Regions from separate parts of the Homo sapiens genome. Here region 1 is linked to region 2. The links are chromatin contacts, found by Hi-C in ENCODE. All regions are on one chromosome and are shown on one strand. The core of a region is the stretch at or near the end of the contact, and the rest is flanking DNA. Distances in the headings are between cores, read along the strand shown. Region 1 overlaps PACSIN2 (protein kinase C and casein kinase substrate in neurons 2). Region 2 overlaps LOC105373053 (a long non-coding RNA gene).

Region 1 (2,748 bases), core at 156-2,655, 450 kb before region 2:
TCATTTTTGATAATTCTGAAGTCATTTTTTACACTTACAAAGAGCTCTCAGTGCCAAAATTTAGAAGCCTCATCCCAAATTTGCCATTAAACAGCAATGGGACATTGGGCAAGTCCCTTATCTTCTCAGCATCCAACTACTTTCACATGAAAAGAAGAGAGTGGGATTCAACAAGCTCTTAGAGTTCTCTGAGTTTAAAATGTTTTAAGACAGCCTCCTATAAGCAGGAGATTATGGAAGAATAAACGTGAATTAAAGCCGAGTAATTATAAGAGTGTGTATGTGCAGTGAGCATGGCTGCAAAGATCCTCCCTACTTCATCAGATCCAGGCCTGACGGCCGCCCTGTGCAACTATACTCACCAGGACCCCAATGTCCGGGCTTGAGCTCATTATCAGGGTCTCACTGTGAAACAAGCCACAGTCAGCATAAAGAAAGTCCATGCTTCCCAAGCACGTCCACATCACATAAATTACTTACAATGTTGGTAACACAAGGTCTCATCTATGCTACAAGTCCTGCCCACATACAGAGGCTAAAATTTAAAGGGAAAGTCAACAGCAATTAATATTTGTATCTTGCAAAACCAGTAAAAAGTGCTCTGACTCTGGGTCCCAGGACTTCTCATTGAAGATGCTGTCAATAGCTTCTGAGAACTGAAACACAGTGACAGCACTGGGCTCAGTGGATTGTGAAATGTTCAGTGGGAGTGGCGTGCCTACGAATGGCTTGATCCTGCTTCCAAAGTACAGGCAAAAGAATGAGTATCTCAGAACTCCAAAACGATCCTGTCTGGTTTCTTTCCAGGTTCTTTTGTTCACCTTTTAGAATGGATGTCATACTAATCACACAGCTGGGGACATCTTTCCAATTGTGTGACGTCTGCTCCAGAATGATGGTCTACTTCAACTCGGACAAGGCAGGAGAGTGACCCGCCACCCGGGGCTCCAAACAGAGCCCTGCCCTTTCAGGTCTTCGTACCTCCCTTCACAGTATCCTTCTCCCTCAAACAGCCTCCCAGATGAGTGTCAAGATACTAATTATTCTTTAAGATCAAGATCAGATGCCACCTCTTTCATAAAGACTTCCTTTATTCCCAAATGTCAGCTCTGCTGCCTGGCCTGCCTGCCTGTGTTCCTCTCACACAGGGCTCCTTCCAATCAACCTCAGATGGAGGGCGGTCATCCAGGCATCTGTCTCTCCCAAGAGACCTAAGATCCTTGAGGGCAGGAACCACATGGAGTTTATTTTTGTGTCCCAATCCTAGCACAAAGTTCGCCGTGTTAAATATGAATGCCATGCTTTTCTCATCGCGAACCATGAGGTGACTTGGGAACAGAGCCATGCACAAAACGAGACAGAGGAAGTCTAGGTCTCTGACAGTGTGGTGTGCCCACCAGCCATGCCACCTCTGGACTCTGCAGATGAGAGGAATAAACTTCTCTTTAAGCCACTATTATTTTGAGGGTCTCTGTGACATGCAGCCTAACTCACACACTTTCCTGCTACCTGTGCTCTCTGCCCCAATTCCACAGCCACAACATGCAGCAGCACCAGGACCTCTGGGTTTGGGCCCTGGACACACTCAGCACCTTTGTCTCAGCTCTCAGACCTTCTCTGGACCCTCCTGTCCTCGTGTCTCACGCAGAGCCTAGCACAGATGAGGCACCCACTCAATCCTGACCCAAGAAGTACATGGATACCCACGTTCACACCACATAAACAAGGGAAAAAGTTATTCAATAAACTAATTTTGAAAATGATTGTCTTTTAAATTAATCAAAATGTTTCTAAAATGCATTTGGAAGTATGAAAGTAGGTCATTTTGAAATAACAAAAGGCACGCTCATAAAAAGCAAAAATACCTCCATGGTTTTGGTTATCCAATTTCTCAATCTGGTTTGGGTCAGTGGGAAAGTTTAAGAATTAAAAAATGAAAGTTTTTGACAGTTCAAGTTCAAAAGTAAATTTATAGATGAAGAAACAGAGGCATAAGAGTGTTTAAATAACGTGCCCAAGTCACACAACTAGTAAGGGGCAGAGCTTGGATTCAAACCCAGACCAGGTGCTCCAGAGCCTCCCTGAGCCACCAGGCTGTGCTGCCTCCTGCATGAGACACAGGCAACAAAAGACACCAAGGAAAGGCAGAGGTGAGTCACGTGTGCGTGACTCTGAAGAGTGACAGGCTGGATGCTAAGGGAGGCAGCATGCCAACCCGAGTCCAACAAGAGTAGAATGTTGACAGGAATTCTTTCATTCACTCATTCATTCGCTCAGTGTTCACTGCATGCCTATTCCAGACGCCTGCCTGCTCAAACAGCTCAAGGTGTTGAGGGAGGCAGACACCTAACTCACACCTGCCTTGTTCACAGTTGTATCCCACGGCTGGGCACAGCACCTGGCTTACACGAGGCAATGATATGTGAGAAGCAGCAATGAATGAATCCCAGCCTTGCTGCAAACCAGCTGGGTAACCAGGGGCACGTTACTTAACCTTCCTGAACCTTAGTTTCCTCATCCAGAAAACAAAACTAACACTGCCTACCACTCCTTGGGATTGTTGGAGGACTGAAGTAGCTGCTTTCCACCCAGGGAAGTGAGGAAATGGCTTCCAAGCCAGCGACACCAAGGTGAACCTTGGATGGGAATGGGGCAGGTGCAGAGTGGGAGAGGCAGGAGGTGTCCGAGACAGAAGAGACCTTAGGTGATGGGAAGGTAGTGGAGGAACACAGTCAGCGTCAATGGAAC
Region 2 (2,700 bases), core at 66-2,565:
CAAACGCGGCATTTGTCATCGTGAGCACTTAGTAAGCACTAGCACTCTCTAAGCACTGTGATTATGTGTGATTGCCTATATAATTTTATCTGATTGCTGTGTTGACCTCACAAGGTGGGTTTTCTAGCATCAGTTTTACAGTTCAGCAACTGAAGGCTCAGGTCAAATGCATTGCCCAGGAGCACCCGGCTAAGAGGTGAAGAAGGCGTCAACCGCAGTGTGGTGAGGTTCACAAGCTTGTCTGTCACCTCCAAGCTTCGCTGTCCCCAGGGGCCTCTGGGACCTGCTGAGCTGCAATGCTTTGTGGTTCTTCTGATGCCTTCAGAAGGGGTATGTGAGACCACACGTTCAGGGGCTGGGGGGCTGCCTCCCGTTATAACTCATGAGAGTTCCTTTCTGACCCTCATTTTAAGTTCGTTTTACATCACGAGTGTTTTAAGGTTTTTGGTGTGTGTTTTTTTTTTTTTTTTTTTTTTTTTTTTTTGTAGAGTTAAAACACACTTTCCCAAGGTTGGCGGCTCAAATGTAGACTTTTAGACACTGTTTGGCTTGGCACAGCTTCCAAACGTCTCCCAGCCACTGTTGCTCTATATTTCTTTTTGCCAGGACATAGATCAGAAATAACTCAGCTGTGAAAAAAAATTATAAGCTTGCCGGCAGCCCGTGAAGGAGATGAATTGCTGGAGGGCTATTTTTCCCCCTTGAGTCAGAAGTGTGAAGGTAGGTGGGAGAAGGAGCAAGGTTTTGAAAGACCCATGTATATTTAGGGACCGGGATTGCTTCCATTTTAAGAAAGATGAGGGTTGAAGCATGCACGCTCCATCAGACAGTCCAGCGCTTTCCCTGCCAGGCTCTTGACGCCCGTCGGTTGGGCCTTCTGGTTAGGGCTGCTAAGATCCACAGGCCCAGCTTTGGTTGGTGTGATTCCAACTGGCAAGAAGCATTTTCATTTTGTGGCACGAAAACTTTTTTTTTGCAGGTCAGTTTTGAAGCTTTCTGTGACCATATCCTGGTTGAAATGCATTCCCCGGTACAGAGGGGAAGCTGTGATTAACAACGGGTGACGTGCAAATATGCTGCACGCATATAACAGCCATCACTCCATTATTCAACTTTCTCCATACATTTCTCCAGAGTCTTCATTGTTTCATGTCCACATCAAGGTTGAGAGCCCCTAACTTTCCCTTCCTCCTGGCCCTTGAAAAGCCCATGTAAGAGGACACACTGCAACAACAGCAACAGCAACCCACAGATACATCTGTGAATATGCTCTTGTGTGTGTTAAAAGAAAAGCATGGGCTCACGGCCAAGGCACACTCTGGAAAGTTCTCAGAGAGAGAGAGAGAGAGCTTCTGTTTCTGGCACTCTGCCAGATTCGATACCTTTAATCACTCCCCTGATTATAACCAAAATGCTGGATAAAATATTGTTTTAATCTTTGTTTTTTTTTTTACACATTGCTGAGTTAGCATGAAAGCAAGAAAGTTACGGATCTCCAACATGAAGCAAAGGTAGACGCCTTGGAGACTTGGAGCCTGTGTTTCCATAGCTGTGTGAGGTGCAAGGGACAGGAGATAAAGTCTGGGCTTCCCCCAAGGGGGGCTGTAATAGGAGACCTCTTCAAAGCCTGAGTCCAAAAGGTCTATGTCTAGAGTGTCAGAAAGAATGAAAAGCAAATCTCACCCCGCAGAGGAGAACAGAAAGGAAGCCTGCCTGCCCTGACCTTGACATTGGGTTGAGAGAAACATATCTCCACTGAGAATCTGTAACCACAAGCTGGCCCTCACGTGATTTTCAGTTTGAATTCCTGCTACTTGTGTGGTTTAAAAAAACTCAAGTTGAAAATTGAAACTGGCCCCTGCTTGATAGTACCCGCAGTCAGCTTGCAGAAGCAAACCTTAAACCTTCCTCGAGGAATTCAGCTACAATCTCAGCCTTATAGAAATGTCCACAAAGTCCCCAAGAAAATGAGCAGCTCCCAGTGAAAATTAATAAACTTCACAAGGAAGATAAGAGAACCAGCAGAAACAAGAGACAGTACAAGTGGAACCTTAGAGCTTTCAGATTTGAAATGATCACAGGCAGAATATACACTTAAAATAACTAGTTTTATGTTTTCAAACAATTAAAATTGAAGTTCAGGGAATAAGAGAGCATAAGGAACAACCAGGGCTGAGCGCGGTGGCTCACGCCCGTAACCCCAACACTTTGGGAGGCTGAGGTGGGTGGATCACTTGAGGTCAGGAGTTTGAGACCAGCCTGGTCAACATGGTAAAACTCTGTCTCTACTAAAAATACAAAAATTAGCTGGGTGTGAAGGCATGTGCCTGTAATCCCAGCTACTTGGGAGGCTGAGGCAGGAGAATGGCTTGAACCCGGGAGGCAGAGGTTGCAGTGAGCCGAGATCGTGCCATTTGCACTCCAGCCTGGGAGACAGAGGAAGACTCCATCTAAAAAAAAAAAAAAAAAAAAAAAAAAAAAAGGAACAACCAGATTTGAAAAAGAATCAAATAAAATGTACAGAAGTGAAAAATGTAGCATTTGAAATTTGAAATGAGCAGAGCGAGCAGCAGATTACACACAGCCAAAGAGAGGTTTAATAAGCTAGTAGAACCAAAGGAATTATCCAGAAAAATTAAGTGGCAGGGCCTAATGTACGTGTATTTAGAGTTCTAGAAGGAGCTAACAGAATAGGAGAAC

The links. Hi-C counts contacts between places; a loop is a spot of excess contacts on that map. Pooled maps may share reads with other maps.
Region 1: a map with no recorded cell type shows a loop between it and region 2 (10-fold over the local background). The contact joins two enhancer-like sites. A Hi-C loop is called at or near these places in 3 of 37 single-sample maps with no recorded cell type and 2 of 50 pooled maps.

Annotation. Positions count from the first base shown.
Region 1 is chr22:42,928,791-42,931,538 of GRCh38, forward strand. All of the region lies in intron 1 of PACSIN2 (protein kinase C and casein kinase substrate in neurons 2), which reads right to left. Among named protein-coding and RNA genes, the nearest start is that of ARFGAP3, 73 kb to the left of the region's middle. RefSeq lists a silencer at 2,017-2,096. Within about 2 kb of position 1,406, at least 23 of the 41 ENCODE cell types and tissues checked have a DNase peak (open chromatin) inside an H3K27ac peak, as active enhancers do.
Region 2 is chr22:43,376,816-43,379,515 of GRCh38, forward strand. All of the region lies in intron 3 of LOC105373053 (a long non-coding RNA gene), which reads right to left. Among named protein-coding and RNA genes, the nearest start is that of LINC01639, 22 kb to the right of the region's middle. Within about 2 kb of position 1,316, at least 6 of the 41 ENCODE cell types and tissues checked have a DNase peak (open chromatin) inside an H3K27ac peak, as active enhancers do.